Regions from separate parts of the Mus musculus genome. Here region 2 is linked to region 1. Evidence: chromatin contacts called from ENCODE Hi-C data. All regions are on one chromosome and are shown on one strand. Each heading gives the region's core, a stretch centred on a gene start or an enhancer-like site at or near the end of the contact. The rest is flanking DNA. Distances are from core to core; before and after follow the strand shown. Region 1 holds the start of Nob1 (NIN1/RPN12 binding protein 1 homolog). Region 2 holds the start of Dhx38 (DEAH (Asp-Glu-Ala-His) box polypeptide 38).

Evidence for each region. Hi-C counts contacts between places; a loop is a spot of excess contacts on that map.
Region 2: a loop to region 1 is called in a map of gastrocnemius, with 4 times the contacts of the local background. The contact joins the promoter of Dhx38 here to the promoter of Nob1 in region 1. A Hi-C loop is called at or near these places in 2 of 37 maps with a recorded cell type or tissue (gastrocnemius and left cerebral cortex).

The regions. Positions count from the first base shown.
Region 1 is chr8:107,422,247-107,428,712 of GRCm38, reverse strand. It overlaps Nob1 (NIN1/RPN12 binding protein 1 homolog), which reads left to right and starts at 3,675. Exons shown (of 9, transcript NM_026277.3): 1 at 3,675-3,747; 2 at 3,843-3,975. The coding sequence starts at 3,685.
Region 2 is chr8:109,562,668-109,569,133 of GRCm38, reverse strand. It overlaps Dhx38 (DEAH (Asp-Glu-Ala-His) box polypeptide 38), which reads left to right and starts at 3,273. Exons shown (of 27, transcript NM_178380.2): 1 at 3,273-3,643; 2 at 6,351-6,466. The coding sequence starts at 6,368. It overlaps Txnl4b (thioredoxin-like 4B), which reads right to left and starts at 3,242. Exons shown (of 4, transcript NM_175646.4): 1 at 3,071-3,242; 2 at 37-244. The coding sequence starts at 168.

The sequences.
Region 1 (6,466 bases), core at 2,426-4,925:
TCAAGTCCTTTGAAATAGCAGCCAGTGCTCTTAATGACTGAGCCATCTCTCCAGTCCAGCTTTTTATTATTATTATTATTATTATTATTATTATTAAAGACATATAAAGAATTCATTATATATCAGGCCTGAAATTTGAAGCAGCCCTCCAGCCTCTGCCTCCCTAGTACTGGGATTGAGATTGAAGTTGCAGCACCATGTCCCAATTTTTTGGTTGTTTTTTTTTTTTGTTTTGTTCTGTTTTCTATTTGTGCATGGGTAGGGCTGGGGGAGGTTTGTTTTGTTTTGTTGGTTTTCTTCTAAGACAGGGACTCATTATGTAGCCCTGGCTGTCCTAGAACTCACTATGTAGACCAGGCTGGCCTCCTGAGTGAGACTGGGATTAAAAGTGTGTGCTACCACTGCTCAGCTAGTTTTATTTTTTAAAGTCAGGGTCTCTCTCTAGCCCTAGCTAACCTGGAAGTCACAGTGTAGTCCAGGCTCACAGTGACCCTCCCACCTGGCACTTCTGATTGACAACATCACAAGCATACTGTGCGTGAACAGCCACACCCAGCCTTGTCCTTTTATGTTTTCTTTGAGTTAGGGTCCCATGTAGCCCAGGCAGGCCTTAAACTCTGTATAATAGGTGATTTTAGATCCCCTGGGCCACCAGAAATGTCACTTTTCAGGTCCTGCCTATACCTACCATGTCAGAAACTGAGACCCAGTGAGCTCATTTGTACAAGCTCAACAGGGGGTTCTGATGCACACTTGAGTTTCAGAATCACTGACCCACATCAGAGTCTTCTGTGTCATTTATCTGAGACAGAATCACTTGTAGCCCAGGCTCGACTTAAACTAGATATGTAAGCAAGAGTGACCCTGAACTCTCAATCTCCCTACATGTCAGCGATCCTGCCTTCAAGCCAAAGTGATGGGGCTGTCTGCATGAGGCACCAGGACTAGCTTTAGGTCAGTTTTTCTTCTAGGGTTGAAACCCCAGAATCTTTCATCAACTTGTGTAAATCTCTTTATTAGACTCTGGTTCCTGTATCTTCACTCACTGTTTAGGTCAATGTAGAAAGTCCATTGCAGATAGAGAAATCGGGGAAAGAGATAAAAATTTGATTTAGAAAACTGAAGCCGGGCGGTGGTGGCACACGCCTTTAATCCTAGCACTTGGGAGGCAGAGGCAGGTGGATTTCTGAGTTCGAGGCCAGCCTGGTCTACAAAGTGAGTTTCAGGACAGCCAGGGGTATACAGAGAAACCCTGTCTTGAAAAACCAAGAGAGAGAGAGAGAGAGAGAGCAGAGGTGGAAGGGTGCAGACAAACATCTCGAATTGATGTTGACATTCTGTAGTGCAATGAACATTGGTTGTTGGTGAGTGGAAGGGAGGAGGATGGCTCAGAGATGCCTACCTTGAATGCTTTTGTTGGTAATGCCTTAAAAAATAAAATAAAGTTAAATAAAATAGGACTAGGAAGTGGTAGCATATGCCTGTAATATCAGCACTGAAGCAGAACTCTTGAGTTTAAGTCCATCAGCGATATATAGAAAGACTCTAAGATAATAATTATTGGAGCTCTAACAAGTGTAGATGCTAGGAAATTTCAGATGGAACTTCCTAGGAAGAGTGGACTTGGGACAAGGATTGGACATACATGATTTTTTTTTTTTTTTTAGAATAGGTTTTATTCAGGGCATGGGGAGGGGAGTAGTTGAGGAAGTAGAGACAGAGAAAGAAAGGAAGAGAGAGAGGGAAAGGAGTAGAGGCCGGCCATGAGCACGTGGAGGGAGAGGGGGGAGGGAAATGGGAAGAGAGGGGGAGCAGGAGCAAGAGGGCAGAGCAAGAGAGCAAGAGCGACATAAATGCTTCGAGAGAGCCCTTTTAGGGCTGGACAGATGGCTTACCTGTTAAAAGCAGACCAGAAAGAATTAGATTCCCACCACTTAGATTAGGTGGATCACAAGTGCCTGTGACTTCAGCCCACGGGGAGTGGCACGCGCACGCGCACACACAGACACACACACACACACACACACACACACACACACACACACACACGCACGCACACTCGCACGTGCACACACGCACACGGACGCACAGATTTAAAACTCACATATATACATGATTAGAGTTTGTATACTGTGGCCATTAATACCTGGCAGATAGTTGCTATTTGCTGAAGAAAAGAACTTGAATTGATGAAGGTGCAAAAAGTTAGGTAGAAGGTACTGTGTTTGCAAGGCAAAAAGGAGAGAATTGGATGAAGAGTGAGAAGCCAGGGAGAAGGCAAAGAATCACCAAAACCAGCTAAATCCTGAAAGAAGCTACAGTAGGCAGTGTCAGCTCCTGCAGAGGAGTGGAGCTAGCTGAGAAAGGATTCCAAAACACTGAGAAAATTTTCCATAAAGTTGGATAGTCTTCAACTGGGGTCTTATTTCAGAACAGGCAGCACTGTTGGAAGCTAGAGATTGGAGCGATTGAGGGGTAGGAAGATTGGTGATATAAAATATTTGGGGATTAGGTTTGGTGGTCACAACTTTAATCCCAGAGCAAGAGAGGTAGAAGGAGGCAGATCTCTGAGTTCAAGGACAGCCAGGGCTATGAAGAGGCAGCAAGTTGCATCTTTACCTGCCTAGCCTGAGAACCTGTATTCCATAGCAGTCTCTCTCTCTTTTTTTTTTTTTTTTTTTTTTTTTTTTTGTTTTGTTTTTCGAGACAGGGTTTCTCTGTGTAGCCCTGGCTGTCCTGGACCTCACTTTGTAGACCAGGCTGGCCTCGAACTCAGAAATCCGCCTGCCTCTGCCTCCCCAGTGCTGGGATTAAAGGCGTGCGCCACCACGCCCGGCCCCCATAGCAGTCTCTTAGCAGAAGGAGATAACTGACTCCTGTGGTTGTCTTCCAGCCCCCACAGGAGCACCTGGAATGCTCCCCCACCCCACCCCCCGTGTAATTTAAGATGTTTGGGGATGCAGAAAATATTTAAGTCAGACGAAGGTACCATCCCGGCACTGAAGGGTTTTTGATACGGGACAGATGAGTAAATGAAAGCAGTTGCTAAAGGCTCAGATCAGCGTTGCCAGCATGTAGTAGCCCAGATCTCCTAATCCCAGAATTGAAAGGAAAATCGGAAGTCATTAATAGTCATTACTACCCCTTCTGTTCGATTTTCTAGAAAATCATGTGCCTTGCTTAGGGAGATGGGGCAAAGGTATAAAGTAATACAGCCATTGTCCCAAGATATTCAAATAAAGTAGGACTGCGTGGCTGTATAACACAACGGATTTTAAAAAGTGGTTTCAAGTCAGTTCGGAGGTTATCTGGCCAAGTCAGCTTGGCTTCCTTGCTTGTAAAATCGAATATACCCTACTGATTTGTTGTGATTTGTTGTTTCTAGCTACTGACTTTCAACCATATGCCATATCTACAGGTTTTTCCTTTAAAAGTAAAGAAAGTTCTATGAATTCCGAGGACGATTACTTAAGGAGTCCCTCAACTTTAATCATGCACATAGCCCCCCAGGCAGGGCAAGCGGCGCGGCTGTGTATGCGCGCAGTCCTGAAGGGGTGGCCGGTGGCCGCTAGGGGGCGCCGCGAAATCGCAGCAGCTGTTCCTCCGGTCTGAGGAAGACTACTGTGCAAACCCAAGAACGGCGCAGGCTCCATACGCATGCGCGGTCTGTCCTTGACAGCCAACATGGCGCCGGTGGAGCACGTTGTGGCTGATGCCGGAGCTTTCTTGAGGGACGCGCCTCTGCAGGTACTGGGGATCCCGCCGCGGGGCCTGGGCTTGAGGCCCTCCAGGGATGCGTGTGGGGTCAGGCGAGCGGGATAACTGGGCCGGTCTGTCCCCAGGACATCGGGAAGAACATCTACACCATCCGGGAGGTGGTGCGAGAGATTCGCGACAAGGCCACGCGCAGGCGGCTGGCAGTGCTGCCCTACCAGCTTCGGTTCAAGGAGCCTCTCCCAGAGTACGTGCGGCTGGGTGAGTGAGTGCCCCGGCCCAGCCTTGTGGCAGACAGACCCGCCCCGATCGGTAGCAGGCAGCGTTTGTTTTAGAGACAGTCGGTTCAGCCTGGCTTTAATAGTGCCAGCCGTGCGCTCCACGGTGTATCACAGGCTTTAAGCTTTATCGTGAAAATAGTAATAATATCTGCCTCCCCTCCGCGAGGACTGAAGACCATGCGGATATACCTCTTGGAGAAGTGTCTAGCAAATTGGACACATGAGGTAAAGTTGTGTAGACTCCTAAGACTCAGTGCGAGAGCGCTCTACAAGTATACAGAAGGCTCTGGGTGAATTACAAATAGAGAACCTAGATCTGTGGTCCTGTGTGTAGGGTGATTATAGTTTCCAGTGGAGGCAACCTCAACTCAGAAAAAGGCATGCAGGCTGGGCGTGGTGGCGCACACCTTTAACTCCAGCACTTGGGAAGCAGAGGCAGGCGGATTTCTTCTGAGTTTGAGGCCAGCCTGGTCTACAGAGTGAGTTCCAGGACAGCAAGGGCTACACAGAGAAACCCTGTCTCGAAAATAACAAAAATAAATAAAGAAAGAAAAGAAAAAGGCACACGATATAGACAGTGGTGCAGTCTTCGTCCCGGGGAGATAGGTTTCAGGGTCATGGGTCCCAGGCCAGCCTGAGCTAGGTAGTGAGACTGTCATATTAAAAATAAAAGGGGATTGGGCCCAGTGTGATGTCACATGTTTTTAGTCCAAGCCCTCTGAAGTCAGAGGTTCCAAGCAAGCCAGGGCTATATATGTAGTGAGATCTCATCTCAAAAATAACAAATTTTAAAAAGGAAAGGGGATGTGTTTAGGGCTTGCATTAGTTCTGAAAAAAAAAAAAAATAGCTGCCTAGGGGTCATCGTCCTCTTCAGGAATCCAGGTTAGTAGGGAGTGGAGGCGTCACTGAGGCAGATGGTGGTCAGGGCTCTACCTGCTCTGCAGTGGTTTCTGTAGCTTTTCCCTCCGACTTGATAGTTACAGGGTCTCTGTCAAGTGGCTTCAACTTTCCAAAATACTAGTAGTACCTCATAGGATACGGTTGGGAGGAAATGGGTCAACATATAATCTACATGCTAACAAAGCACTCACATGCATTTAAAAAAAAGGGTTTTTGTTTTGTTTTGTTTTTGTTTTTGTTTTTGTTTTTTTGAGACAGGGTTTCTCTGTGTAGCCCTGGCTGACCTAGAACTCTGTAGGCCAGGCTGTCCTCAAATTCAAACCACCTGCCTCTGTCTCCCCAGCGCTGGGGCCAAAAGCATGCACCAGCACTGGCCGGCAAGTAAGTGAATCTTACTACAGATACTGGGAACATTTGCTGGGTGCCCAAGGAAGCTTGTTTGTTTTGAGGCAGAGGCAGGGTCTCTCCTCTTTATGTCCAGCTTGCTCAGGACTCTCCATATAGACCAGGCTGGCCTTGAACTCAGAATTGCCTACATCTGCCTCCCACATCCTAGTATTAAAGGAGGTATGTACCATTCTGGGACTGGAGAGGTGACTGAGCTCTTCTGAAAAGCAGAGGTTCACTTCCCAACACCCACATGGCAACTCGGCCATCTGTTAACTCCAGTTCCAGGGCATCTGACACCCTCTTCTGAACTGAGGGCACTAGGCATACACGTGGTGGACAGACTGGCATGTATACATATCAAAGCCATTCATAAGCATAAAAATAAAGATATGTACGGCCACGCCCTGCTATTAATACCAATTTTTATAGGAAATGTAGCAGTGTGTCTGTCACTCACGCCGTTATTATAAGAAGACACTTTTCTGATATGAGAAAATTGTGTGTTTATTGACAGTGTCTCAAACACTGTAGTAGCCGGTGCCATTCACTGTGGATCAAGTATAGTGTGCTGTTCTTAAAATCTTTAACAAACTGACCATTAGGGGTTGGGAGTTTAGCTCAGTGGTAGAGCACTCTCCTAGCAAGCGCAAGGCCCTGGGTTCGGTCCTCAGCTCTGAAAAACAAACAAACAAACAAACAAACAAAAAAACCACAAAAGACCGACCATTAGTACACAGTGCCTCTCTCGGTTTCATCAGAGGCCGTGGTTACAGCCCAGGTAACTTTCTGTCCCATCCTGCACTCAAACCCTCTGTTAATCTGGCTGCTGTACAGAAGTAAAGAGTAGAGCTTAGAAAGAAGAAAGGCGTATACTGATAACCGTGCTTTCCCGAGGAGCTCTGTCTGTCAGCCTTGCCTTGTTCCCCGATCTCAGGGATGAGAACCTCACCTTAGAGCTACCTCACTCGGGCGGGGCTTGGTGGTGGTGAACGCGGACTTCTCAGTCACAGAGGAGAAAGTAGATGGCGCTGTTTTTATGGGATACAGATTCTTATTGCTGTTTGGTTATTTGGCAGTGGTGGTTTTTCGAGACAGGGTTTCTCTGTGTAGCCCTGGCTGTCCTGCAAGTCACTCAGTAGACCAGGCTGGCCTCGAACTCAGAAATCCGCCTGCCTCTGCC
Region 2 (6,466 bases), core at 2,024-4,523, 2.1 Mb before region 1:
TGAACTTTTAATTAAGGCTGCTTATTTAAAACTCACAATATCATCCAGCTGCAGACAGACGGGGTCCTCGTCCCTCCCAAACCTGAGAACCAACACCTTCTCCGCAGTGCTTTTGATCGCCTGGTCTACTTCTTTCTTGCTGGTCAGTTTGGGCAAGAGGAAGCTCATCTTGAAAAAGTCCAATGCTAGTCCGCACTATCAATTCTGCAGTGTCTAAAGGCTGCTGAGATGAAGTGCGTGGGTCCTAACAGAAAGAAGACAACACCATTTAGTAGTGACCAGACACTGAGGTGATTTAAAAAGAAACCTTTTAGGAAGCCCATTTTGTGAAGACGTCTCACCCCTTGCTTGCCACCTCTGGGTCCATCCTGACACACTAGGTAACTTCTCACAATAATTTCTCATGTGTTTCTAAGTGAAATTAAAGATTTGAATTAGAACAGAGTAGGAGGACTGGAGAGATGGCTCAGCAGTTGATAGCACTGGCAGCTTTTCCAAAGGTCCTGAGTTCAATTCCCAGCAACCACATGGTGGCTCCCAACTGTAATGAGAGCTGATGCCCTCTTCTGTTGTGTCTGAAGACAGCTACACTGTACTCATACACACAAAATAAATAAATCTTTAAAAAAGCCACATCAGAGTAGGAAGACAAAGCAAAGCTTTAACTTCAGAGTGCTGCTCCCACCCAAGAGGCCTGGGGGAGCCACGGGTAGCTGAGTAGGGAGGCAAGCATCTGCACAAAGGAGGCCCGCCTGCAGCTGAAGGATGCGGCTGTGCCTCAGAGCACTGCCAGACTGCAGAAAGAACCACAGCTTATGGCAAGTGCTGAAGCAGACAAACTTGACCTCAGCAGTCTGGAGTAGGAGGGAGAGTGGCTGGAAGGTGGGGTGGCAGAGGTGGGGACATGATTCACCCTTTCTGCGCTTTGCATTGTTTTAATATAACGTTTACTGAACTTCCCATATCCCTACACAAAAGACTTTGAGATTCCATACTACTTCATTTGTGGACCATACTTCATGGGTCCTTCATTGACGAATGTTTGTATATTCTCGAGTCCTGACTTAAGGGGACTTCCTAGATACACTTAATCACATGGCAAACAGACCAACTAAGAGTGTGTGAAAGTCATAATTAAATAAATGACTCAGAGGAGACTGAGGTAGAGGGGCCTCATCTGACCTTCTCTCTGTCTTCCTTTGGTGCTGGGCTTCTCACTCTATAGACTAGTTCATTCTGTTACTCTTCTAGCTGTGAGACAAAGGCTAGAACTCATGCTACAAAATTGCTAGTCTAGCTCCTAATTTTTGGCAAGTCATTTCCTAATTGAAAAATCCCATGACTGACAAGTCACTATTGACAGTACCCACAGAAGATGCAACTGGGATATTAGTTACTCTGCATTTAATTTCAAGGCTTGTTAATGCTATGAAATGTGATTTGCCTTTCTCCCCTTCATCAAAAATTATATTTCGTGGTCTGGATTAGGGCTGGGAGGATAGCTCAGTTAGTAAAGTGCTTGCCTGGGAAGGGTGAGGACCCAGTTCGATCCCCGGAAGCCATCTAAAAAGAAGCCTGGCCTGCGAGAGTAGCTCACGAACTCAGTGCACTCAGCCAGATCCTTGGGATTTGGTGGCCAGTCAGCCTAGCCAGTTCACCAAGTTGCAGGGCAGCCTGAGACCTTGTTGTCAACAATACAAAACAAAACAAACCCAAACCCAAACACCTAAGGTTGCCTTTGGTGTACAAACATGCACTGACAGGTGTATATACATGAGTATATACTCATGCACATACACAACAATGCACACATAAGATATGAATAAAATTTACACAAGAAATGAAATTGTTCCACCTATAAGCCACAGTTTATTTTAATAGTTTTATGTGCATGTCTTCCTGCCTATATGTCAAATTCCCTGGGACTGGAGTTAAAGATAGATGTGAGGTGCCACGTGGGTGCTGGGAGCTGAATCCCTGGTCATGTGGAAGAGCAGTCAGTGGTCTCAACCTCTGAGCCATCTCTCCAGCCTGTAGGTCACCCTTTAAATAGGGAAGCTGACTTCCAGGAGGGGTTTCATCAACTGTGAGTGTAGAACAAATTACTGATGAAAGAGAAACACAAAGAGAATTTGGACCCGTCTCGCCGTTAGAATTCACGTAAGCAAATCCCGTACTAGTAATAAAAAGAGGAAGGGGGAGTGTGGCGTGTCACCAGAGAGGGTCGGTGTGCTACAGGCCAGATGTTGGAAGGAGGGGGAAAGCGACACCACATCCAAGACAGTGTTCGCATGAGGGATGCAAATGGAGAATCATAAAAATTATGAACACTAAACACATTTGGAAAGCCAAGTTTTGCACGTAGACAAAGGATAGCAAGTTAAAAGGCAGATTTAAGAAATGCATTGAGTCTACAAACACCAAGTGAGACGGTAACACTCAGAATGGAGAGAGAGCGGAGGCATGCCTACTTCGTTGGAATTTGGATGCAAAAGCTCTTTGGAAAGAAAACTGGCCTCCTCTTTACACAACAGCTCTACTTTTGAGAATATGAACATAGACACAAAGACCTATGTTCATGTCTGTCAACAGGGCACTGATAGTAGTAGTCTTGCGAACTATCTTATACAGCTACTAAGAAAAGATTCGGAAGCAGTATGTAAAGTCTGATTCTTCTTTTTTGTAGAAACTTAACGTGTAATGCTTTCATAGGATAATGGAAATAAGCATCCTAAGATATAACCAAAGGACATATCTGAACATGAACTTATTTTCCAAGGATCTCGCTTAGTACCCCAGAGTGGCCTCAAACTTGTGGCAATCTTTATGCCTAAACCTCACAACTGCTGGGATTACAGCGGTATGTCACTTTAATCTACGTCAGGGCTGACGTCTACAAAACACCCAACGCATGTTTTTGATAAGAACCTGGTGGTTGGGTTCCCCCTGGTTCACAGGTGCCATGGAGGACACTTCGGTCTACATGTCAGCAACCCGGGCTCCTCCACCGGTTAGCTAGGGCACAACTGCCTCTTTCCTCACTGCCATCCTGGGAAAGACCCCAACTAACCTGGGCTGTATCCTTAGAAACGCTTCCTCCGACAGGAAAAAAAAAAAAAAAAAAAAAAAAAAATCCTCCCAAACGGAAGTGAGAAACACGGACGCAGAAAACGAACGTGCCACCGCGCGCCCCAGTCAATAGTCCGGTAATCCGACAAGATTATTTTAGTTCCTTTCCACTTTGCACTGGCCGCCAGCGACAGGAAGTGACGTCATTTCCGCCCTTAGTAAACATGGCCGGTCTCGTGTTGTCCTCCCTTGCACACCCCCGAGCCAGAGGCGGGGTGTTGACTCTTACGCCAAGCGCGATTGGTCGCAAGGAGACTCTGAACCCAGAGGAAGAGACTGAGGCTCGGAAGGCCTGTTCGCGGGGTTGCACTCTGGCGTCCCGGAACCCTGGATTTGTGGGCTGCTCTCGATGGTCTTTTTGGACGGATAGAAGGCTCCGCGCAGGGCATTATGGGACGATGATGGCCGCTTTCAAACAGCGGAATTTGCCTCTTTGAGACCCTCGGATCGAGCGGTGGCCGCGCTGGCGTCTCCAGATCAGGAACCGAAGGCCTCGAGAGTCGTGCTTGGTGAGGTGAGCGTCTCTTTCTCTTTCCAGATCTGTCCTTCGGCAGCCATGGCGGCTCCAGGCGGCCGGTGTCGGCTCGCGGCTTCTGTTTGGGCCCTGATTTCAGAGTTCCTCTAGTCCTTGTTACCCAAGTTTCTCTATTTGCTTGAGCGGAGAAGTTCATTCAGCCTTCTCCGGACTTTGTCCATGTTCTGGTCTCATCCCGGTGTTTGGGAACGGCCCCACGGAGATTCAGGGGTCCTCCCTGTGCCCTCGTTTAGGGCAGTACGCGAACCTGGTACCCGATAGTTGGAGAGCCTGGGTAGGGCTTCTGGTGCCTTCCTCCTGTCTCACTGAAGAGTCTCCACTAGATCTGGCGGATAATCTATAAGTAGAGTATTAACCCTAAGAGGAAAGGGCTCTTGTTTTTCCTTTATCGGTATTGTTGAGAATAGCAAGTGGATTAACGACGCATGCAGTAAGCAGTTGCTAACCTGAGAAGTCCATTGTGGCTTCTTTGTCACCGATGTTTCTCCATAGTCTGGCCGTGGACCGCTTTATTTGCTATTTTGAGCCGCTAATTAAGTCCTTCCTTGTCCTGTGTTGTGAATAATTTCCTGTCCAGAGAAATGTCTGACTTCCTGTTCGCTTTCAATAAATGATATCTAATCAGGTTTTTACTTTGCCATTTGTTAACAAGACAGACAGTAGTCTCTGCTTGCATGCAAATGACACTTTAGGATGTAAGTCGTTGTATCTCAGCCTTCCTGTCAAGATTTCTTAATATGCATATAAGATGCGACTTTGTTTCTCTCTTCTACCTCGGGAAACTTTTGCTTCTTCATCCACATTGTGTTGCAGCGCCCCTTGGGAGAGCTGTGCATGTTAATTAGAACACAGCAAAAGAAGTCTAGATTCAAAAGTCACAGTTCTCATGCTTTATAAACTTAATCGGAATGAGAATAATTAACTACATGTCCAACATAGGTCCAAGCTTATAATCGGGTGGTGTTAGATAAAGATGAATTTGACATCAGCCAAACACCTGGGAGGTCTTACAGTCTCTGAAACACGTTCCAGACATGCTCTTTCCTAACATTTCTTGGAAGTAATTTTGGCGAACACAGTTTGTTATTCAAGAGATTTTTTTTTTTTTTTTTTTTGCCTGCTATGGGATGCTTTTTTTCTCTTTTCCCACAAACCACTACTGATCCACAACAAAAGTCAGCAAGTGTGTAGAATATGGATGGTGAAATCGTGTGCTAGCTAACTTCTCTGCTCTGTGGAACTTGTGACTTAAAGGGAATGGGATGGGTGGGTGGGAGAATGCATATCAAAAACCAGGAAGGGAAGTCAGGGTACAGGAGCATAATACCAAGTATGCAACCGTCACATCAGTGTACCAACAATTGATTCTCACAGTGGTTCTGTGGATTGTGGAAAGCAGAAGTGATTGTGGTTTCACACATAGAGAACTAATGACTAACCAAGACAACTGCTTACTGTCCCAAAAAAACCAGAAAATGCCAAGAGCCTGGAGTGAGTTAGTTACTTAGTTTATTTCTTCCTTCCTTTCTTCCTTTCTTCCTTCCTTCCTTCCTTCCTTCCTTCCTTTCTCTCTCTCTCTCTCTCTCTCTCTCTCTCTCTCTCTCTCTTTCTTTCTTTCTTTCTTTCTTTCTTTCTTTCTTTCTTTCTTGTCTCACTAGAGAAGTGGGATGTGCTGCTACAGTTCATATGAAAAAGGCAAGCATGCCTGGCTTGTGTTCAGAGGCAGGGAGCTAATGGGGACTCCTAGAGGTGATTATTTTGGCCCATAAGTGGGAGGAAGTGTGTTCTGTAGAAGAGTGAGATAATGGGCAGAGGGACAAACTGGGAGGGAGAGAGCAAGAGAAGGAGAGAGAAAGAATATAAATGAGTGAATCCTTCACTAAATATCCTAGCTAGTGTGAAACTATGTAGCCCAGACTAGCTTCCCACTTGCCCCCCTCTGGAGCCTCTACCTCCCGTGCTGAGATTACAGGTGCATATCATGCCCAGCTCAATCGCCTGGGTTTTAATCAGGGTTTCTGACTTAAGTCCAGTTCCCCTATACTTCTCTTTATAAAAATCATTCTAGTCTGGTAAGAAGCCCTTAGTGAGGTTGATTCTTGTCTAGATGACACCTTCTCGATCCTAGTGTGTGGTCCATGTCCATGTGTCTCTGTGCCTTTTGGATGTGTTGGGGTGTGGTCCGTGTCCATGTGTCTCTGTGCCTTTTGGATGTGTTGGAGTGGGAACTGGTCAGCTTTTAGAGACTGATAGTGATTTGGTGAGGAAGTCCTCACAAGTAGCAGGAGGGGCTGGAGAGGTGGCTCCGGTGGTGGGTGCTTTCTTACAAGTGTAAGGTCCTGATTTTAGATCCCCAGAACCCATGGAGAGTCATGAGTAGAGGCACATCTGTGCTAAGAGTCAGAGGCAGATCCCAAGGAGCTTCTTGGCCAAATTAGTTCCCAGTTCAGTGAAGACCCTATCTTCAAAAGTAAATAAGGGAGCAACTGAGAAAAGTACCTGATGTTGGCCTCTGGCTTTATGTGCACCTGCATGACAACACACATATATACACACTAGCTAGCAGAAGATGTTCTGGGCTCAGTGTAGGGAGGTAGGGATAGCCACTTAAATGCACTCGTTATTCTGGGATACAGTAGACCGGAGTTTTCTTATGTCCAGTTCTAACGGTCTGCCTTCCTTTCAGAGAAATAAGAGCCTGTGATGGAGGACCCTGGTGAGGATACCTCCATCCATCGCTTGGAAGGCACCAGTTTGGACTCTCAGGTTGGTGGTCTTATTTGCAAGACCAAAAGTGCAGCC